Linked DNA regions of Homo sapiens: regions 2 and 3 are each linked to region 1. The links are chromatin loops, found by intact Hi-C in ENCODE. Cell type or tissue: mammary epithelial cell. All regions are shown on one strand.

Region 1 (8,000 bases):
AACCCATTTCCATTCATGACCCCTGCTAAACTCCACTGCTGTACTTTCTCTCCTTTTAGTTAACTTCTTCAGTTTGTGTTCATAGTACTAATAGACAAGTCCTGCCTTTCTTCTGCCATGGTTCCCATGAAGGTTGGTGACAGCAGTAAATTTAGCACAGAGAAATGCTCATAGATTTTTCTTTAATGCAGAGAGGGGTAGGTTCTGCCTCCTTCTCTTTTTTCATCTCCATCCATTTGAGTAATATAAGCATGCCTTAGGTAATGACAGTTAATTTAAAGATTGGTTTCCAGAAAGCCCCCTGGGAGGATACATATCCTTAAAATAGGATATTTGAGATATGGGCTAGGAAGTGGGAAGATGAGATATCTTTTAAAGGTAAAAATTTTTTGGAATGGCAATATCATTTTCCAGAAAGGACCCATTCCCTACCTTGCATTTGCAATTCTCTGATGCTTCTCACGTCTTTTGGGAAGATCCCAGGCAGCTGTTCCAGTCGGCAACTGCTATCTCTGAGGTCTGGGGGTGAGCAGAGGGGGAGGAGGGGAACCGGGGAAGGTTTGGGGAAAATCAGAATTTACTGGTACTTACTTTTTAGAATTCTGGGCAATGGAGAAGATATGAAAGATTGCAGTTCCTGCTCATAAAACTTGCAACTTGGGAGATCAAACACTCTCTAAAAAGACTTTACTTTTATTTATTTATTTATTTATTTATTTATTTATTTATTTATTTATTGAGACGGAGTCTCACTCTGTCGCCCAGGATGGAGTGCAGTGACGTGATCTCCGCTCATTGCAACATTCACCTCCTGGGTTCAAGGGATTCTTCTGCCTCAGCCTCCCGAGTAGCTGGGATTACGGGCATGCACCACCATGCCCAGCTAATTTTTGTATTTTTAGTAGAGATGGGGTTTCGCCATTTTGGCTATGCTGGTCTCAAACTCCTTACTTCAGGTGATCCACCTGCCTTGGCCTCCCAAAAGTGCTAGGATGACAGGTGTGAGCCACCACGCCCGGCCCTCAAAAAAGAACACCCAGCCAAATACATACAAAGTAGTAGTTGACCTAGTATAAAGAATACTGTGTACCAATCTATTACCCTTAGGACAAAGAAAGGTCAAATAGAGTTAAGAAAATTTACTAAGTTAATGAAAGTCTAACCAACCCATTTCCTTAAATACTGCTTATTTTCTCTTCTCCCTCCTATTCTGTCTTCTTTCTTGTATTAAATAAAGCTTTTGGAGATTTATATTGTCTGACCTTGGTATCTCTATAGGTTTCCACAGAACCATAGGTCTTAGTTATTTATGCTTTTTGGCACATAATTCAAAGGGTTGTGACATTTTTATAATTTGTCAAATTCGTTACTGCTGCACTTTGTGCCATTTGGTCTTAATTCTGATTAGCTAATTTTATTTTTTTATTTTAATTTTTTATTTTTTGAGACAGAGTCTCATTCTGTTACCTAGGCTGGATTTCAGTGGTACGATCTCAGCTCATTGCAACCTCACCTCCCAGGTTTAAGTGATTCTTATGCCTCAGCCACCCGAGTAGCTGAGATTACAGGTGCATGCCACCATGCCTGGCTAATTTTTGCACTTTTAGTAGAGATGGGGTTTCGCCATGTTGGCCAGGCTGGTCTCGAACTCCTGACCTCAGGTGATCCACCAATCTTGGCCTCCCAAAGTGCTGGGATTACAGTCATGAGCCACCGTGCCCAGCCTTGATTAGCTAATTTTAGAGATGAAATGTTTATGAAACTTTGAAAACTCATATTTTAAATAAGCAGTTACCAAAGAGCAGCAAATGATGCCATTCCACCCAATATCACCCTTTCCCTCAGCTCTCCCCACCCAAGAATATCACCGTCTAGCTATTTACATGTACCAACTTAAAAAAGGCAACATCTTATGAACAGTATGAATTTGGGAACCTTAGGTGATGACAATACTGAAACTCTAAAGAAAGCCATCCAACAGTGAAAGGACTTTTAATGTTAATTACATGAACAAGACATAAGAATGCATCACATTCTCTGAAGACCTCTCATCATGAAACAGACAGCTATCTCTCTGGAATGAATAAGTTGCAGTCCTTCTTAGAGGCGAGTGGATACATGGGATTAACTCTGGAAAGTATTGCTTGCTGGATATCAGCTACATCTCTATCTGGTGGAAGAGACCCCGAAACTCTTTCTAGGCCTCTCTCTGTATTTTCCAGGAGATTAGGCTAGAGAATTACATACCTTTCTTGTTGGCATCATAGGATGCAATGATTAGGCTGAAGACCAAGATGGTATCCATGTTAGCTTGAGCACATGCTCATTGCAGACAGACCACTGCTCATCTGTCACAGCCCTTGATAGCTCTGCCTCTAGTTGCTTTCACCACACGCAGCTGGAACCAAGTTTGACCCTGAGAGACTCTGATTCCACCCTGATTATTTTGCCCCATTTCCTGAAGACCCAGGAATAGATCTAATTGGAGAAAGGGCTAATTCTGCTTATTAATAATTCACTCAGACTTCTTCTGACTTCGCTGCCGGTGCCGACATAGAGAACTAGATTACCTAGAGGTTTCTCGAGCAGGAAGGCCATAAACGCCCATTGATATGCTTTACAAATACTTGCAGATAGACACGTAGACATTTACATGCATGCTCACTGACACAGGCACAGAGATTTATATACTTTCATGAAAAGATGTGGAGATTTCTAGTAAGGAATATAATTTCTAGAGCAGGAATTATAGAAATAGAGCAGGAAACTAGGACTAGGAGTCAGTACAATTGAGTTCTAGTACAGGCCCTTTTATGAGCTATCACCTTGAGAAAATTACTTGACTTCTTGGGATCTAAATGTTCTCTTCTATAAATTGAGAGTCCTGAACCATATGATCTCTTTTTTTTTTGAGGCAGAGTCTCGCTCGGTCGCCCAGGCTGGAGTGTAGTGACACGATCTCGGCTCACTGCAAGCTCTGTCTCCCAGGTTCACGCCATTCTCCTGCCTCAGCCTCCTGAGTAGGTGGGACTACAGGCGCCCACTACCATGCCTGGCTAATGTTTTTGTATTTTTAGTAGAGACAGCGTTTCACCGTGTTAGACAGGATGGTCTTAATCTCCTGATCTCGTGATCCACCTGCCTCGGCCTCCCGAAGTGCTGGGATTACAGGCATGAGCCACCGTGCCTGGCCTTTTTTTTTGTGAAATGGAGTCTCGTTCTGTTGCCCAGGCTGGAGTGCAGTGGCATAATCTTGGCTCACTGCAACCTTCATCTCCTGGGTTCAAGTGATTCTCCTGCCTCAGTCTCCTGAATAGCTGGGATTAAATGTGTGTGCCACCCTGCCGGCTAATTTTTATATTTTTAGTAGAGACAGGTTTCACCATGTTGGCCAGGCTGGTCTCGAACTCCTGACCTCAAGTGATCTGCCCCCATCGGCCTCCCAAAGTGCTGGGATTACAGCCGTGAGCCACCCCAGCCGGCCGTGAACCATATGATCTCTAGAATTAATCCAGTTATATATATAAACTCACATTAGCACAGACATACCTATTGAGTTTTGCACATCTTCACACTCCTGAATAGTGAAGTGAGTATTGGTGGACAACATTCTGATGACCATTGGGCTGAGAGGTTGTGAGGAAGAGCTAAATACGGCAGGTGAGTGGTACTGTCTGTGGCTTGGGAAGGTTTTCCTAGACAGATAACTGTTGTTGAAGATTTTTCCAAATTTGTATTTTTTTAGTGTCTAGTGTAATAATCTGTAGACTTTGTCATGGCATAGATAGATGGAGCATAAAAGAGAATGAAGGGCCGGGCGCGGTGGCTCACGCCTGTAATCCCAGCACTTTGGGTGGCTGAGGCGGGTGGATGACCTGAGGTCGGGAGTTCGAGACCAGCCTGACCAACATGGAGAAACTCCATCTCTACTGAAAGTACAAAAATTAGCTGGGCATGGTGGCGCATGTTTGTAATCCCAGCTACTTGGGAGGCTGAGGTAGGAGAATCGCTTGAACCTGGGAGGTGGAGGTTGCAGTGAGCCGAGATTGCACCATTGCACTCCAGCCTGGGCAACAAGAGCGAAACTCCGTCTCAAAAAAAAAAAAAAGAAAAGAAAAAAAAGAGAATAAAGATCTACCCCATCTTTATCAAACTCTACAGCTTCTTTGGTCTTGTTTTATTTTGGAGATGGGCTATGTTTTGTAGAGACACAGTCTCACTGTGTTGCCCAGGTTGGTCTCAAACTCCTGAGCTCCAGTAATCTGCCCACCTTGGCCTCCCAAATTGCTGGGGTTACAGGTGTGAGCCACTGCACCCAGACTAGAAAACTTTTTAAAAAAGTTTTGCTATGAGAAAGAAAGCAGAGAAATGAGGCCACTGACTAGAGGGAACATAAATGCCTCACATCTTTATTGGTCCAAGGAAATCTTTATTCATCCTCCCCACCCTCTTGCCTCTGGCTGCCTGCTTCTCTTAGCAGAGGAGGTGGTTAGGGCAGAGGGGCTCCATTGCCTTCCTTGGGTTTTGTGATTTTTGCTTACTATTTCCTTAACATGATGACATGATTCTCTGCTCCCCTGAGGTATTATCACCTTCCCTCCTGTTGCTCTATTTGAAACTCTCTGTACATTAGTTCCTAGATGCCACGGTACAATGCTGCCACCTTGGAGCAGGAGTAGGAATTGATCTGAGGGCTTGCTGTTCTCATCCAGTGTCACAAGGTGGCAAAAGAGCTCACTTTTCCCAAAAGAGACCTTGTGCTTGGCGAAAGATGAAGTCTAAGAGTTTTCTTTGATCACCTCGCAGACCCTACCCTTTTCTTTTGTAACTTAAAGACTCTAAAGTCAGCCTGGGCCAGGCACGGTAGTTCACACCTGTAATCCCAGCACGTTGGGAGGCCAAGGCGGGTGGACACTTGAGGTCAGGAGTTCAAGACCAGCTTGACTAACAAGGTTAAACCCTGTCTCTACTAAAAATACAAAATTAGCCAGGAGTGGTAGCGCATGTCTCTAATCCCAGCTACTTGGGAGGCTGAGACAGGAGAATCATTTGAACTCAGGAAGCAGAGGTTGTGGTGAGCCAACAGCACACCACTGCTCTCCATCCTAAGCGACAGAGCAAGACTCCATTTAAAAAAAAAAGTCAGCCTGCATATTGGAGTAGGCCATACTGTCGGGGGCAGAGCGGTGGAAGAGCTGCAGTCAAAATATCCAGGAGTAGGCCGGGCACCGTGGCTCACGCCCATAATCCCAGCACTTTGGGAGGCTGAGTCAGGTGGATCACGAGGTCAGGAGTTCAAGACCAGCCTGGCCAACATGGTGAAACCCCATCTCCACCAAAAATACAAAAATTATCTGGGCGTCGTGGCACATGCCTATAGTCCCAGCTACTTGGGAGGCTGAGGCAAGAGAATCACTTGAACCCGGGAGGCGGAGGTTGCAGTGAGCCGAGATTGCACCACTGCACTCCAGCCTGGGTGACAGTGCGAGACTCCATCCTCCCCCACCAAAAAAAAAAAAAATCCAAGTGTAGACAAATAGATCCATGTTTCTATTATTTCTAATAGACTATTTCTCTACTCCTAGATATTTTGACTGACTTTCTAAGCATTTGGAATATCAGTGGAGCAGAGTATATCTCTTCTGATCTCCTTTTCCCACAACAAAAACATCAAATTTAGCAGGAAAAAAGTTATGAGTTTTATGACATATGCAGTTCAGAGATATGGCGTTGGAAGAGAGTAGGAACTAGGACCAAATGGATGAATCAGGATGGGTCTGCAGAAGGAGCACTTGACAGGAAGCCAGGAGGCCTACCCTAGGCTCTTTAATTGACTAAATCAATTTGAACAGGTCACTTGTCTTCTCTTGGCCTCTATTTCGGTTTCTGTAATGAGGTGGTTAGACAAAATGGCTTACAAGGCCTCTTCTAGCTTTAAAATTATTGTACCTGCACACTATGCTACTCTTTTTTTTTTTTTTTTTCGAGACAGAGTCTCGCTCTGTCGCCCAGGCTGGAGTGCAGTGGCGCGATCTCGGCTCACTGCAAGCTCCGCCTCCTGGGTTCACACCATTCTCCTGCCTCAGCCTCCCAAGTAGCTGGGACTACAGGTGCCCGCCACCACGCTTGGCTAATTTTTTGTATTTTTAGTAGAGATGGGGTTTCACCGTGTTAGCCAGGATGGTCTTGATCTCCTGACCTCGTGATCCACCTGCCTTGGCCTCCCAAAGTGCTGGGATTACAGGCGTGAACTACTGCGTCTGGCTTATGCTACTGCTTTTTAAAGGCTGCATGCCATTTTGTTCATTTGTTTTGGTTTGTTTTTAAATTTAAAAAATTTAATAATGGAGGCAGGGTCTCAGTATGTTGCCGAAGCTGGTCTTGAACTCCTGGCTCAAGCAGCCCTCCCACCCCAGCCTCTCAAAGTGCTGGGATCATAGGGATCAGCCACCAGCATGGCCATTTTATTTCTTTATTTCTTTTCCTTTATTTTTTTTTGAGACGTAGTCTCGCTGTGTCCCCCAGGCTGGAGTACGGTGGCGTGATCTCAGCTCACTGCAACCTCCGCCTCCCAGGTTCAAGCCATTCTCCTGCCTCAGCCTCCCGAATAGGTGGGATTACAAGCGCCCATCACCACGCCTGGCTAATTTTTGTATTTTTAGTAGAGACGGGGTTTCACCATGTTGGTCAGGCTGGTCTCAAACTCCTGACCTCAAGTGGTCCACCCGCCTCAGCCTCCCAAAGTGCTGGGATTACAGGCGTGAGCTACTCGGCCTGGCCGCGGCCGTTTTTTAATTGTGGAATATACCATATATACAGGAGAGTATATAGAACATAAGTATATTTTCAATAATAATAATAATACTGAAAAGGTGAACATATGTTACCATCACCCAAATTAAGAAATTGAACATTGCCAGCATCATGGATGCTCTTTACATGTCTGTGCCTCTGGTCCTCCGGTCTCTTTCCTCCTCCCAATCTTTATTTTTCCATGTTTTGTAAAATCATTGAACTATCAGCCGGGCGTCGTGGCTCATGCGTGTATCCCAGCACTTTGGGAGGCTGAGTTAGGTGGATCACCTGAGGTCAGGAGTTCAAGACACGCCTGACCAACATGGAGAAACCCTGTCTCTACTAAAAATACAAAATTAGCCAGGCATGGTGGCAGATGCCTGTAATCCCAGCTACTCGGGGGGCTGAGGCAGGAGAATCACTTGAACGCGGGAGGTGGAGGTTGCAGTGAGCCGAGATCGTGACATTGCACTCCAGCCTGGGCAACAAGAGTGAAATTCCATCTCAAAAACAAACAAACAAAAAAATTGAACTCTCTATATATGTATCACTAAAAATATTTTGTTTACTTTTGAATGTTATATAAATGGAATCAAACTCTATGTATTTTTTTTTTTTTGAGATGGAGTCTTGCTCTGTTGCCCAAGCTGGAGTGCAGTGGCATAATCTCAGTTCACTACAACCTCTGCCTCCCAGGTTCAGGCGATTCTCCTGCCTCAGCCTTCCAAGCAGCTGGGATTACAGGCATGTGCCACCAAGTCCGGCTAATTTTTGTATTTTTAGTAGAGACGGGGTTTCGCCATGTTGGCCGGCCTGGTCTCGAACTCCTGACCTCAGGGTGATCCGCCCACCTCAGCCTCCCAAAGTGCAGGGATTACAGGGATGAGTCACCGTACCTGGCCTAATTTTTATTTATTTATTTATTTATTTATTTACATTATTTTTGGAGACAGAGTCTAGCTCTGTCACCCAGGCTGGAGTGCAGTGGCACAATCTCGGCTCACTGCAACGTCCACCTCCCGGGTTCAAGCAATTCTTCTGCCTCAGCCTCCCAAGTAGTTGAGACTACAGGCACACACCACCATGCCCGGCTAATTTTTTTTTTTTTTTTTTTTTTTAGTAGAGACTAGTTTTCACCGTGTTGCCCAGGCTGGTCTTGAACTACTGAGCTCAGGCAATCCGCCTGCCTTGGCCTCCCAAAGTGC
Region 2 (8,000 bases), 110 kb after region 1:
AACGATTCTGAATAATTAATAAAATTATATCCTTTTCTTAGAGAAAAAAAATTCTACTGTTCTCCCACTAAGAGAATTGTCAAGGAACATGTCAAGCTTCTAAAAGTAGTTAACGCTTTCTAAAAAAAATCAGCGTACCATTTCAGGATACAGGGATAAAGAAGAGAAATGTTTTGGAATTTTTAATCTTATGATTGATTTTTTTAAGAGGCTCATAATCAGGTAGTTTTATTTGCTGGGTTGAGTATCATCAAGTCTTCAGCTGAATTTAATCAACTCTATTATCGTTTTTGGAAAGTCCTCTAAATATCTTCAGAGTTCACACATTCTATCTTTTTGTATAGAAAGTAGTTTCTCAAAGTCATGAGCGATGCCTTCGGAATAACTATAGTTTAGAGGCCTGAACATAGTCTTTTCTGGAGTCCTAACCCAGTCTCTACATCAAAATAGATTCTTCAAAATATATTTCATGTGTGTTAGAGGTCTATTTCCTATGTTGTGTATATATTAGGATGTACTCTTGAACTGCTGTAATAAAGATGCCTTCAAAATACAGTGGCTTGGCCGGGCATGGTGGCTCTTGCCTGTAATCCTAGCACTTTGGGAGGCTAAGGCGGACAGATCACTTGAGCCCTGGAATTCGAGACCGGCCTGGGCAATATGGTGAAACCCTATCTCTACTAAAAATACAAAAATTAGCTGAGTGTCATGGCACACGTCTGTACTCTCAGCTGCTTGGGAGGCTGAGGTGGGAGGATCACTTGACACTGGGAGGTCAAAGCTGCAGTGAGCCTTGATCATGCTACTGCACTCCAACCTGGGTGACAGAGCAAGACCCCATCTCAAAACAAATAAATAAATAAGCAAAATACGGTGGCTTAAACAAGGTGTAAGTTTCTATTTCTCTTTCATCATAGTTCAGAGATGAGCTGTTACCAGAAACAGGTTTATTGCTCACCTGTTGCCTGTTTTTGTAAATAAAATTTTGTTGGAACACAATGATGCTTATTTATTTATGTGTTATTTATGGCTGCTTTATCACTACAATGGTAGAATTGAATAGTTGTGACAGAGGCTATATGGCCCACAAAATTGAAAATAATTACTATCTGGCTCTTTACCAAAAAAGTTTGCCAAACTTTGCTCTTGGACATTGTCATCTTCATGATTAAGCTAACTCACACAAGATTATGTTCACATTGTGGCCTGTGGGAGGAAGAGACAGGGGATGTGGAGGGCAAGCATATGGAAGCATGATCTTGAAGTCACATACATCACTTCTGCTCACATTCCACTGGACAAAATTCAGTTACACAATTATACCTAGCACAAAGGATGTTAGGAATTGTGATCACTAACTGGGTGACCATGTGCTCAGCAAAAATTTCGATTTTATTCCTAAAATGATGAAGTAGAGAAAAGTCACTGGAGGGCATTTCATAATCTGTGCCTCAGTCTGTTCCTCTGGCTACCTATTATCCCTTTATCCTTTTTCCTACTTTCAGAGCACACATAGCCTTTGTCCAAGGAAGACAACCTGAAGCCCCATCCAGTTACTAGTAACTGGATGGGTTATTACTGGAGGTGATTCCGGATCTCTATATGATGTATATTCTTCTCCATTAGATATGTATTGTGGCTTTTCATGGGCCAGTGACTCAAAATACAAGTTATTTACCCAGTATTATATCCCCTGCCTTCACCATACACCCATATACAATGATGGAATAGGAACAGGATAACTCTCATTTGGAAAAATGAAAAATACATAGCAATCGTTGGTCCATAGCAGTTATCAAATCCTCCTTTTTAGGTAGGAATTGCAATGATTCCCTGCTATATAATAGAATACTACCTCAGTTAGACCTGGCTGTCCCTGGTTCTGCTACTGCACACTCCAGAGAAGTGCAATAAGGGAGTAAATCCCTTGTTCATTGTCCTTCAAGACACCTGACATTGTTTTCTGGGAAGTTCTTCCTCATTCAGTTTTCTCTGTGAGTTGGGCTTTGGAGACTATGCCTTCTTTGGCAGAACTTTCACAACCCACTTCCTGCTGGTGCAGGATTGAGGGCACAAATATCCCAATCATCAGTCGCAGGCTTTTGAAGGCCAGGTTTGTGGTTTGTTTAGAAATACAATTCCTTCAAATACTTAACTAAGCTTCTGGGCTATTTGCTTGCAATCAGCTTTGGGTTGGATTAATCATACTCATAGATTTCTTCTAGATATAGAAACTTTTCTTCTATTATTTACTGGCTTCTGTGCTTAGCCTATCTCTCTTGCCTTGATTTAATATTGGCTATCTTGGGGCCAGCTGAAACTAAAGCAGCACGTTTGATCTTTGACACTGAGTTGCTTCAGGGTGATAATCTCATTTTCTGTTTGGGGGGATACAAAAGAAGTTGGCTTTTTCGACACTCTGACCCTTTCAGACCATCTTTTTTAAGGTTTAGTTGGTGTGTGGTCAGTATCCCAAGTTATTGTAGGAAACAGTTTACCAAATGTTGTGTTATCCCAACAAGGAGATTATCACCTTTCCAGCCTGCAGTATCTGTTTCTCTGCTACCCACTACCCTTTTGCTAAGCTAGCATCTCATATTTTAATATTTTTAAACAGCAACATTCTACCTGCACTTAATAATTCCTGTATCGATTAGGATACAGGTTAAACTGCTATAACAAAAAGGTCCAAAAAACACAGCGGACCCCCCCAAAAATAGAAGTTTATTTTTCTCTCCCATCCTAGTCTGAGGTGAGCTTTTCAGGGCTGGTGGAAGTGTTTTATTCCACGAGACCATCTTGGGATTCAGGTTCATTCTTTCTTTTCTTTTTCTTTCTTTTCTTTTCCTTTCTTTTCTTGGTGTTCTTAGTGTGTTCTCATTTGCATGATTGAAGTTGGCTTATACTATCATGACTATGTTCCAATGAATAAGAAGGAAAAAGCCAGGAATAGAGAATGAGACATTTCCTTTTCAAAATATGACTTAGGGCTGGGTGCTGTGGCTCACGCCTATAATCCCAGCACTTTAGGAGGCTGAGGTGGGCGGATCACCTGAGATCAAGAGTTCGAGACCAGCCTGGCCAACATGATGAAAACCCATCTCTACTAAAGATATAAAAATTAGCCTGACATGGTGGCATGTGCCTGTGATCCCAGCTACTCAGGAGGCTGAGGTAGGAGAATCACTTGAATCCGAGAGGCGGAGGTTACAGTGAGCCGAGATTGCGCCACTGTGCTCCATCCTGGGTGGGTGACAAAGCGAGACTCCATCTCCAAAAAAAAAAAAAAAAAAAATATATATATATATATATATATATATATATATATATATATATATATATGACTTGGGAGTTATGCATATCACTTACCAATGCTGGTGTCCTGTTTGTCAAAACTTAGCCACTAACCAGGCCAGGCATGGTGGCTCACGCCTGTAATCCCAGCACTTTGGTAGGCCAAGGCGAGTAGATCACTTGAGGTCAGGAGTTTGAGACCAGGCTGGCCAACATGGGGAAACCCCATCTCTACCAAAAATACAAAAATTAGCCAGGCATGGTGGCGCATGCCTGTAATCTCAGCTACTTGGGGGGCTGAGGCAGGAGAATCACTTGAACCCGGGAGGCAGAGTTTGCAGTGAGCCACGAGATTGTGCCACTGGACTCCAGCCCAGGAGACAGAGTGAGACTCTGTCTCAAAAAAAAAAAAAAAAATCTAGTCTCTAACTAGTTAGCTATGTTTCTAGGAAGAAGAGGAGCATATTGGAAATACTGGAAACTGGACAAGAGTCTGTCCCCATGTTTTTTTGTCTGCATGCATTTATGTCTGGTGGGGTGAGGTTGCTTTTGATGCAAAGTGAAAAATGCTCTTTTCTCCCGATTTTTCATTGAGTTTTTCATCCTTGTCCAGGGATATTGTATAATAATCAGAAATGTGCTCTCATGTGGCTAAAAGCTTTTGATGGCTCTTATACACACTGAACAGTTGAGTCAGTGAGAGGCTGTAGTGGTCTAGCAGTTGGATAAGGTGAGATACTTATGTTTGCTTATCTCTCTTCTTTGAGTGTGCGGTGAAACTTGCCAAAATGGTGGGTTATGTGAGTGCTGGGACTGTGGAATACCTGTACAGCCAGGATGGCAGCTTCTACTTTCTGGAATTGAATCCTCGGCTGCAGGTAGAGCACCCTTGTACAGAGATGGTGGCTGATGTCAATCTCCCTGCAGCACAGCTCCAGGTGAGTCTCCCTGATCTGGGTTGCAGAGCCTAGAAAAGTCAGAGAGGCCTGAAAAATGGGTTTAACCAGTGTGTGATAAGAGAAAAGCACCTCCTATCTGAGTCACACCTAATGGTCATTTCTCTTTCACCCTGTATGTGTTATGCATGTGTGGTTTGGTTTTCCTGATGTAGTACAGACATAGGAATGTTATTTTTTCTAGCCAGACACATCTGATATAATGTGTCATGTTTTAGAAATAAATGTTAATAATGTATGCTTTATTCAATTATTTAGCTATAGTAAACTTCACAACTTTGTATTATAATTATTCCCTACTCATTTTTGTTTTTTTACTAGTGTTCTTTATTGAAATAATTCTGCATCAGAGATTAGTGGTTGAAGTTTTTCCTTACAAGAGTGTGGTAGCACACATATATTTTTATAATTTGTAAAGTGCTTGCTGTCAATATTATTGTCTTCTCTCAGCCCAGGAAACAAATATTATGGAAAGCAGTAATAGTTAATGATAAGGCTTGATATTATTTTTATCTAACATTTGCCCACATCGAGAACACCTTCTGGGTTCCTATTAAAGACTAAAGATTTACTTACTTCCTCCAGTGGTTTGCAGGGATGGAAGAGATAATTATGACACAATTAAGACTTTCTAGCTGTCTGTTTTTGGATGGCTATTAACATTTACTCCTCTGTTGGATATTTTCATTCTTATTACGTGATGGAGAAATGACAACAGGGGAACTGGTGTCTGTTGCATTAGGAATGTGGGGACTTCTTTAGAAGTGGAGAATATTCTAACTACTTATCTGTAGTGATATATTGTATTTCAAGCAACTTAGAGTTGATGATTGTAGAATACAGGTTATAAAAATAGAATGTTTTAGGGAGTGGCTCCAAAAATAAAAATATTTTAGGTTATCTGATAGCCTCTACACTTTAAGGGAAGTAACTGAAAAATTAAAGATGTGTGTTTTATTACCTTTCAGATTGCCATGGGGATTCCTCTATATAGAATCAAGGATATCCGTATGATGTATGGGGTATCTCCCTGGGGTGATTCTCCCATTGATTTTGAAGATTCTGCACACGTTCCTTGTCCAAGGGGCCATGTTATTGCTGCTCGGATCACTAGTGAAAATCCAGATGAGGTAACCCATCACTTAAAAGGTTTATACCTCCTTTTAATGAACTTTAATGTTAAGATAGTATCTGAAAGTATACTTCTGAAATATCTTGGGACTTCCTCTGGAGTGGGAAACATAGAGGTTTCTCAGAGCAGATAAGTAAATGGTTGTTGCTTCATTGGTTACTTAATCCCACTTAAGTCACTGTAGAGTCTTCAGTGGGTCTGTGGCACTGGGTCTTGGCCTTTATCATTTTTGTGTGTCTTCTCTGCTTCTGTGTGTGATTAACAGAGAACTTAAACAATGAATATATAAATCTTCTCTTCCTTCGAAACATAATATGGTCTCTCATTCTTTATTCTCTAACAGGGTTTTAAGCCCAGCTCAGGAACAGTTCAGGAGCTAAATTTCCGCAGCAATAAGAATGTTTGGGGATATTTCAGTGTTGCTGCTGCAGGGGGACTTCATGAATTTGCTGATTCTCAGTTTGGTCACTGCTTTTCTTGGGGAGAAAACAGAGAAGAGGCAATTTCGTGAGTATAATAGCATTTGATTGCATTTTACAAAATAAATTTGTGCTAATCTTAAGTGAAGGTGTGAGCATGGGAATAGGAATCATCTGCTGTCAAAGTAATAATATGAACAACCTTTTTGAAGAAATTTTGAATATCTTTAATTACACTTGCATTCATGTTGTATTAAATTATGCAGTGCTTGGCAGATGTTTTTCTGTTTGTTGTTCTGAGCCTTTTGAAGTATTTTTCCTTTCAAATATTTTTGATAAATGTATAAAATTGATTGCTTTAAAGGTATCTTATTTTTCCACAGGAACAGTATTGTTATTGAGGGGAGGTAGATTCTTGGCCAAGAACTAGGTATCAAATAAATCATAGACTTTTATTTTATTTTTTTCTTGTGAGAAGACTTAAAATCTATTAGCAATTTTCAAGTACACAATCTATTGTTATGAGCCATAGTCACCATGATGTACTCTTATAGTTATTTAAAATAATAAAATTATACTGCTCATATTATGAAAAGGACATAAAGAAACTGTCTACATTGCTAATACAAGAGACCTTAGCATGCTGTATATAACAGCTTATGCAAATATAACTGCTATATCATAAATGTTAGATAATATTCTGTTAATCATAAACAATGAATATTAAATTAACAGCACTTTTGCTTGCCTAAAACATAGGGCTGAAGGAGGTAATTTTAACAGCTTAGATCTTTTGGAATATCTATCTAAAATTGAAACTTGAACTAGTTCTTTTCTGTTTTTTAATGGTTTATTGCCTTGTATCAAACATTTAATACCATTCCCTTTACCTTTGTACTGTACATGGAGTAGGTAATTAATAAGTGTTTATTAGTATTAATTACTAATAAATAGCATTTGTTTATTAGTAATTAATCCTAATATATGGTTGTTTGTATTAATAAACACTTATTGATTAGTTTTATATTTTTATCAATTTCCTGAATTAATTAATTTTAAGAGGCAGAGTCTTGCTCTGTCACCCAGGCTGGAATGCAGTGGTGCCATCATAGCTCACTGAAACCTCGACCTCCTGGGCTCAAGCAATCCTTTTGCCTCAGCCTCTTGAATTGCTGGGACTGCAGGTGTGCACCATCATGTCCAGCAAATTTTAAATTTTTTGTAGAGATGGGGTCTCCCTTTGTTGCCCAGGCTAGTCTTAAACTCCTGGGCTCTAATGGCCCCACAAAGTGCTGGTATTATAGGCATGAGCCGCTGCACCCAGCCTTGATTAATTAGTTTTTAATATTATTTTTAGAAGTAGGGAAATCTCATTATTTCTCTATTTTGTCCTTTACATTTCTTCTCATTCTTCAAAACTATAAGTGGAATTTTTCAAAATTAAAACACTGCTACCAGAAAAAAACATTGGTATGAAGTTGCCTTTTAAGCATATTCGCTGCCATATTATGCTCTGCAAAGTGAAAAAGGTTTACACTAGAGCTTGCAAATTGTTGGCTTTCTGGTGAGTCTCAACATACAGATGTGTTTTGATGGGCTCACAAAGTGTTAATTTTTTTTAATTTGACAATATTAAAAAATCAGGAGATTGAAATCAAAATATGGATTTCTGCTAGCTCTTAAAAGTAGGACTATAATGACAACATTGGTTGTACATTCTAGTTGTTAAAAGTTAGCTAATTTTGCCTGGGCACGGTGGCTCACACCTGTAATCACAGCACTTTGGGAGACCGAGGCTGGCAGATCACTTAAGGTCAGGAGTTTGAGACCAACTTCGCCAACATGGTAAAACCCCGTCTCTGCTAAAAATACAAAAATTAGCCAGGTGTGGTGGCAACTGCCTGTAATCCCAGCTACTCGGGAAGCTGAGGCAGGAGAATCACTGGAACCCAGGAGGCTGAGGTTGCAGTGAGCCAAGATCACGCCATTGCACTCCAGCCTGGGCAACAAGAGCAAAACTCCGTCTCAAAAAAACAAAAAACAAACAAACAAACAAAAAACAGCTAGTTTTGTGTGACTGCTTCTTTTCGACGGGACATAAACTTTGTAGTTAACACAGCTCCTATTCAGTCTGCCTCACTCATTTATGTTCCCAGACTGGCCTCTGTTGGCATTTAGGTTTAAGTCCTGATTTGGCAG
Region 3 (8,000 bases), 150 kb before region 1:
GGAAATCTGCCAAAATGATATTAGGGATGTGTCTGGGTGATGAGACACTGGATTTTTTTTTTTTTCTTTTTTAGACAGGGTCTCCCTCTGTCACCCATGCTGGAGCACAATGACGTGATCACAGTTCACAGCAGCCTTGACCTCCTGGGCTCTAGCAATTCTCCCACCTCAGCCTCCTGAGTAGCTGGGACCACAGGTGCACACCACCAAGCCCAGCCAATGTTTTTGTATTTTTTGTAAAGACAGGGTTTTGCCATGTTGCTCAGGCTGGTCTCAAACTCCGTGGGCTCAAGGAATCCATTCACCTCGGCCTCCCAAAGTACTGGGATTACAGGCATGAGCCACTGTGTCCAGCCAAAACACTGGATTTTTAAATATTCTTTTAGTTTTTTCATTTTTTTCAACTTTCTTTCAATAGCATTTGTTGCATTTATAATGGAAAAACAAGTGTTTTTACTCTGGTAGGAGAAATGTGTCATTACCCTCCATTCACTTGCACAAACCCTCCCTGTAGATAGCCCTTGTTACCCTTGCCCACTTCTCCTTTCCGTTGTAGTGATAGATTATGAAGTTCTCAAAACTGAATTTTATTTATTTACCTGTTTGTTCATTGTTTAGAGACAGGGTCTCACACTGTCACCCAGGCTGGAGTGCAGTGGCACAATCACGGCTCACTACAGCCTTGAACTCCCAGGCTCAAGTGATCCTTCCATCTCAACCTCCCACAGCTGGGACTACAGGCATGCACCACCATGCCTGGCTTGGTAGGAATAGGGCCTCACTATGTTGCCCAGGCTTGTCTCAAACTCTTGACCTCAAGCAGTCTTCTTACCTCAACCTCCCAAAGGGCTGGGATTACAGGTGTGAGCCACCACGCCCAGACTACTTTAGGGACTTTAATTGCAGTAAATCTGCATGGCAACCTGACATCTTTACCCTGCCGTCATCCTTTCCTGAAGCAGAGGAGAATCATGCCCAAGCTACCAGACATTTTTTGTCCTGACAGTCCACCTGACTAAGGAGGACTATAGTACCACACATCACTGCCCCTAAAAGGCAGCTGAATCAGAATATTGCGAACAGAAGCTGGGGAGAAGGAATGGGGGTAGTTTACTACTTATCCTCTATTTCTCTATTTACATTCAGAGAGGCAGAATTCTTGGGGTCTGAATGAGAGTCTTCCAGTTCTGTCCTTAATGGATTGGTTAACTGTTATGATGACTAATCCAAGGAACTTGGGAGAAAAAGCACGTGTTTACTGCAGTCCTCCAATTTTCTTTGAGCTTCTGGAATTCAGTTCATTATCCTCTGGATCAGAGAAATGCATTAAACTCTGCATTTACTTCCTGAGCTCCAGCTACTAATGAAATTGATTCGCTAGTGATATGTGCCGAGGGTGCCTGTGAAGCTGTGGGGTAGAGAAGGATGTGTCACCATTTGTGAACCTGGAGATCAGTATGTGTCTGTGTCTTTCCTAATTCACCCACCTGCTGCTTCCTGACCTTGTCCTAATATGGAGCAGATTAAGCCTGAATATCATCATAGGAGTAGATACTTCTGTTCTCCCCGTTTACAGATGAAGAAACTGAAGCACAGAGATACTGGTGAGGCCTGGGTTTATTCTGAAAGTCAGAAGTCAACTTTCTCAACCTCTATTCCTTGTGGCCTCCTTCAGAGGGACAGGTTGGGTGGGTAAAACCAGACAGGTACTAAAGTTTTTGTCGGGGGGAGTGGGTCGATTTTGGCATCAAGGTTAATGAGTTCAAACACCAGGAGTCTTTTCTGGCAGCAACTTGTTATAAACAGTCGAGTTCTTTTCTGCACATTGCTCTTGTACATATATATACCAGGACTGTAGAGTAACTTAAAAGCCTCCTTCTTTACATTTAGATTTTAAGGTTCTTTGTTTGGGTGGCAATCGGTTCTTACTGCAGTTAACACTTGAAAACTAGATTTCTATACAACCCCCAAATCAGCCACCCATCTCTTCTCTCCTAGTGCTGCTGGGAAAAGATGACTGTGATTACAAAGCATCTCTCTCCTTACCATGAGCTCTTAGAAGAAAAGGTATCACAGAGACCAGGCGTACTTGCCAAGCTTGTGAATTTGGGGGAAAGGATAAGTGGGGAGATTCCTGGGTTGCTGCTGTGCGTTTACTTCTTGAGGTAGCTCCTCTCACCAGGTGAAGTGCAAGCCAGTTTCATTTTTGTACCTTTTCCCAAGCTCCTGTGGCTACAAGCTTGCTACAGCTGCACCTTCTAGACTCTGAACACCCCTCCACACCTTTTCTTTTCTTTTTTTTTTTTTTTTTGTAAAATATATATACATGTACAATAAAATGCGAAAATCTTGGTTGTACCACTCAATGAGTTTTGAAAAATGCATACCCTCATATAACCCATGCCTCTATCAAGATATAGACTACTCCATCATTCCAGAAGTTTTCTTATGCACCTTCCCAATCATCACCCTACTCAGATATAATCCCTGGTGTGATTGTTTTTTTATACCAAGGATCAGTTTTATCCAGACCTTTTTAAAGAGACCTTGGAATTTGATTTTGTTATTTTGAAGAAAGCCTATTGGGTTTGGGGCCCATCTAACCTGGAGCGTTGCCCTGTTCACATACGGTGGCGCTTACTCCTTTAGTGTAAACAAATATGAGGTAAATGGAGAAAAGGGCTGGGCATTTATGCCCTTCCCTCAGACTCCCATTCCAAGCATCCTTTTCTAGCATCAGTGTCTAGATGCTAAAGAGTGGTTTTACCTAACTTTTGTTTTTCAAGACACCAGGTAAGGTTATAGAGATGAATTAATCTTCCAACTTGACAACACAGGAATGTATTGTAAATTGAACCTGAACACCAGAGTATTCATTTCTCTAATTACCCATGTGCTTTCCGTTATAATTGCTTTTTTCACTAGGTTAGCCATGACAGAACAACAATCATTCTTTGCCCAGATTATACCATGTCATTGTACCCTTGATAACTGCTAGGTGTGTCCTCTGTCTGTGAAACTTGAGTTGCCCACTACATGAGGAATAGCACACATTCCACAGAAATAGTGTAAGGTGTTACTTGTCATGAAGAAGCCTTTACTCTAGCAGAACTGATAAGAATAGCTGCATAAATGTAAATGACATAAACCAACATCTATGTAGTTCAAATCATTTGTAACAAAACTATACAAACTTCCAGGACTCTGGATTAGACGCTCAAAGTGGAGAAATCATTATTAGAAAGAGGCATGATTGAGGTTTTATGGGAAGCTTTTAATGCTTAACACTATTGCTTCATTTCAGGTAAATGACTTCCTAAATGAACTATATTGCCACAGTGAGGCCCTTTGATTCCATACTACTACTATTACTATTACTATTATTACTACTACTACTGGTTACCATTTATTAATATTTTGCACCTAGGGCCTGCCGATCCTTGTGCTATATGCTTTACATTCATTCTAATTTAATCCTGGTAACCCCATGTAATCACATGATGAGTCCTTATAAGGGGAAGGTAGGAGGGGAAGAGTGGGAGAAAGTGATGTGACAACAGAAGTAGACAGAAGAAGAGAGTGGCAGATGCTACCTGCTGGCTTTGAGATAGGACCACGAGCCAAGAAGTGCAGAGGCCATCTCTAGAAGCTAGATTATATTCTAGATGTATAATTTTCAGTTTTACAGGTGAAGAAATTAGGGCTTTGAGAAGATGAAACTTGACTGAAACTGACAAGTCTGTGATTTGAATCTGTATCATTTCAGAGTCCATTCTTCTTCCTACTCTATGTTACTTCCAGCTTTTAAGTTACTGAAAATGACTTATTTCTTCCCATGAAGACTCTGTGAGGCTGTTCCTATCGGAAGACAGCTGCATCACTTTCTCCAGTGAAAGTCACAGAATGTAGTGCGGCATCACAGTAGTCATGCTTGGGCTAAGGAAGGCAGGGTACACCGTCTTAAACTCCAAATTGTGGCTCCTTGATGTTTATTTAAGCTGGAAATGACACAGTCATTCCCCTGTCCATGGGGGGGGAATTGGTTCCAGGACATCCCCCATTTCTGGATATAAAAATCTGCAGACGTTCGAGTTCCTGATAAGAAATGGCATAGGATTTGCATATAACCTATGCACATCCTCCTGTGTATTTTAAAGAATCTCTAGATTACTTATAACACCTAATACAATGTAAATGCTGCGTAAATAGTTATTATATGTATTGGATTTTTTTATTTGTATCATTTTTGTTTTTTTCTATTTTTTCCTCCGAATATTTTTGATCTGAGGTTGGTTGAACCCACAGATGTGGAACCCATGGATACCGAGGGCTGACTGTACTGGCAAAGCTTTATGCTCTCTTTCTCTTTGATACTCTTTATCCATGGACTAAGACTCCCTCTTGTGGTAGAAGCATGTCTCCTCCAGGCACAGACTGAAGGCCTGCTTCTTTCTCAAGAGGTGAAACTCACCTGGTTTAGTGAGATGTGATGCACTCTGAGATTGGCTCCCAAGTGACTTGTCATCTAAGGTTTTATCTTGTGAAGTGGGTTGAAGTTCAGTAGGTTTGGAACAAACAGAGAATTCTGTCCTGGAAAATTAATCGATTTTTGCCATATAAAATCTAAGAGAAGAGAAAAGGTTGTTATTCGCCTGAATTTTAGTCAACTGGCAATCATACAGGCTCTCTGATTCCACTGTTCACCTCAGTGAAATATGAATTCTTTACTACTTCCTTTCAATGTGAAATTGACCAGTGAATTTCAGAGTCCTTATTTCCTATTGCTGTGACATATCAGGAGAACAGTTTATTTTCAATGGTGATAGCATTTTTGTCATCTTGCCAGTCTGCACAATGTTTTAGAGACAGGATCTTTACTATGTCTCTGCATGGCTGTCCTCAGTTGACAGAAGGCAGCTGTGGTAGACAGAATGATGGCCCCCTCAAAGCTACCCATGTCCTGGGAACTTGTCAATATGTTACCTTTGCAAATGGGATTAAGTTAAAGGCCTTTCTTTGGGGAAGGTATCCTGGATTATCCAGGTGACCCCAATGTCATCACATGGATCCTTAGAAGGGGAAGGTAGGAGGGGAAGAGTGAGAAAAAGTGATGTGACAACAGAAGCAGAGAGAAGAAGAGAGTGGCAGATGCTACCTGCTGGCTTTGAAGATGGGACCACAAGTCAGGGAATGTAGAGGTCGTCCCTAGAAGCTAGAAAAGGCAAGGAAACAGATTTTCCCCTAGAACTCCTAGAAGGAATGCAGTCCTTCTCACCCATTTTAGACTTCTGAAATCCACAACTGTAAGAGGATACATTTATGTTGTTTTAAGCCATTAAGTTTGTGCTTTGTTACAGCAGCAATAGGAAAGATTATACAAGACATTGTAACCAAGCAAATACCAAAACTTTATAATTGCCTATGGAACCTGTGTCTAGATCACCCTTTGTATCAGTCAAATTAGACTAGGTTATGCTTCAGTAACAAATAGTTTCTTCTATCTTAGCAAAAGCAAAGCTTTATTTCTTGCTCAGGCTATGTGTCCATCTCAAGTTGGTGGGGGGCTCTGTGCCATGTCCTTACCCAGGGACCCAGGTTGACAGAGCCTCCACCATGTGGAACATAGCTGGTCACCGTGGGAGTGTCAAGGAAACATGAGAAATAGCACATTGGTCTTAAAGGCTTCTTCCCAGAGGTGACACTCTTTTTTTTTTTTTGAGATGGCATCTTCCTCTGTTGCCCAGGCTGGAGTGCAGTGGTGCAATCTCAGCTCACTGCAGCCTCCATCTCTTGGGTTCAAGCTATTCTCCTACCTCAGCTTCCCAAATAGCTGGGATTACAGGCACCCGCCACCACGTCCGGCCAATTGTTTTGTTTTGTTTTTGAGACGGAGTCTCGCTCTGTTGCCCAGGCTGGAGTGCAATGGCGCGATCTTGGCTCACTTCAACCTCCACCTCCTGGGTTCAAGCAATTCTCCTGCCTCAGCCTCCTGAATAGCTGGGATTACAGGCAAGCGCCACCACACCTGGCTAATTTTTGTATTTTTAGTAGAGACGGGGTTTCACCATGTTGGCCAGGCTGGTCTCCAAAGCCTGACCTCGTGATCCGCCCGCCTTGGCCTCCCAAAGTGCTGAGATTACAGGTGTGAGCCACCGCTCCCGGCATTTTTTTGTATTTTTAGTAGAGACGGGGCTTTGCCATGTTGGCCAGGCTGGTCTTGAACTCCTGACCTCAGGTGATCCACCCACCTCGGCCTCCCAAAGTGCTGGGGTTACAGGTGTGAGCCACCATACTCCCGGCTTACGTGTGACTTTTGCTTAGTTATTGACTGTGGCAAGTTACAGGCCAATGCCTGATTGAAAAAGGGGCAGGGAAGGCCCATCCTACCATTCCATAAAAAGGAGAAAGATTATTGGTGAAGAACACTAATTACTACCAAACTCTTCTTCCTTAATAAGGATCTTCCTGGACACCATTGTAGCAGTTTATTGTAGGCTAAAGATTCAGGATTATATATCTCAGTCTGACATTGGGACTTATCAGTGTCAGTAGGCCATATATAATATGTATATATTTTTTTAAATCTTAACTAAATGCATGAAATACTTGCCAAATAAGGAGATGATCAATTTAAGGTGACTTGTAGAGGGCATACCTTCTTATATGATGACAGCCAAACTGTTATCTTATATGATTGGTGCCAAACTGTTAATATTACACTACAATAAACACCCTGTTTATACATGTGTACTTAAGAAGGTTAATTTTGTCAGCTGAAAGAGTAATTTGATCACAGGGTCATTTATGCAGAGCCTTATGGTTTTCATTGGCGATTACAGTATGATCTTTTCATTTGCTTTCCTTATGCCTTTGGTAAACAGATATTAAGGGGCTTCTATTAATTTGATTGATTTCAGGATTCAGAGTTTTCCCAGATTCTAATTATTTCTCAAATAGCCCTGATTCAGTAACATGATGACTATCTGTAATGTGGATTACAGAGATGATACTATGTTTTAACCTCTTTTAAAAGCTTGCTAAGAGTTCGTCAAAGTGAATAATTGTGATCATCATATAGACTACTTTTCACTTCCAGAGCATGTTTTATGTCCATCTGAGATATATAGAAATGGGAGAGAGGTGTAGGGCAAGTGAAATAGTTACCATTTTACAGATGACTGACTGCAGAACAAGCGTTAGCACCAGCGTCTTCCACATTTGACCAGAGTGACCACAGTTGCACTACAAAAGAAAAGAGAGAAAAGAAAAAATATCCTATGACTTGGCTAAGGCCATGTAAGTTTACTTTGATCACCTACACCAGAGTCCTTTTGCACACAGTTGAAACATACACCTCACCTTTTCTTCTCTGAAAACCGTGTGTTCTTCCTTCCCCTGCTGTGATCTCAGTGGATCTAGCTCAAATGTGTTTAAGAAAGATTTGTGGAGCTAGTTCATGGTTTATTATTTCAAATTAGAAAGGAACAGGGAACATCATACATAATCTACACATTTTTATAAGGAGAAATCTTTTTTTTTCCTGGTGAGGAAAAATACAGATCATATAATTTTGCTTTGTTGCTCAAAAACGACGTGGAAACTCCTCAGTGGTTCAGACTGGAAGAACTATGGGAAATGTAGCTGTTAATTTGGCAGGAATTTGCCATCATCCTGGGTCACCTCAGTATCCATGAAGACAAACCAACTGCCATGCCAGGCTCCCAGATGCTTGACTGCCTGGCCCACAGAGCCCTCGCTTCCCCTGCACTTCAGCCACCCACTGGCATCACCACGATGGGCTGTGTTAGCAAACATTGTGCAGCGCCTGTGCAGTCTCGAGCCCCGACATCGAACTTCCTGAGTCCAGATTGGCGACCCTCCCGTTGTCTCACTCTTCACTGGCACTGCTCTTGTTTTTGGTTCTCAAGACAGGATGTTGTCTCTTTTACTGTGTTCCTGTCAGCCCTCTTCTGTCTTCACTTCTTTTCTCACCTCCTTAC

What was found. Peaks named below come from ENCODE experiments on the same cell type or tissue, not always from the same donor. Only the 100,000 strongest peaks of a DNase experiment are listed, where the experiment ranks them.
Region 2: a loop joins it to region 1, with 5 times the contacts of the local background. A loop is called at or near these places in 10 of 110 quality-filtered maps.
Region 3: it touches region 1 in a loop (9-fold over the local background); 3 of 110 quality-filtered maps call a loop at or near these places.

Annotation. Positions count from the first base shown.
Region 1 is chr17:37,370,398-37,378,397 of GRCh38, reverse strand. The region is part of intron 1 of ACACA (acetyl-CoA carboxylase alpha); the gene reads left to right. C17orf78 (chromosome 17 open reading frame 78) reads right to left here and starts at 2,413. Exons shown (of 7, transcript NM_173625.5): 1 at 2,248-2,413; 2 at 433-519. The coding sequence starts at 2,305. In mammary epithelial cell, a CTCF peak has its summit at 4,679; a DNase peak (open chromatin) is centred at 4,687.
Region 2 is chr17:37,255,592-37,263,591 of GRCh38, reverse strand. ACACA (acetyl-CoA carboxylase alpha) reads left to right here. Exons shown (of 56, transcript NM_198834.3): 12 at 4,062-4,232; 13 at 5,219-5,380; 14 at 5,726-5,889. Among named protein-coding and RNA genes, the nearest start is that of SNORA90, 15 kb to the right of the region's middle. In mammary epithelial cell, no CTCF peak of the experiment used is centred here; a DNase peak (open chromatin) is centred at 4,341.
Region 3 is chr17:37,523,850-37,531,849 of GRCh38, reverse strand. The region is part of intron 19 of SYNRG (synergin gamma); the gene reads left to right. Among named protein-coding and RNA genes, the nearest start is that of DUSP14, 38 kb to the right of the region's middle. In mammary epithelial cell, a CTCF peak has its summit at 4,418 (motif pointing left); a DNase peak (open chromatin) is centred at 4,409.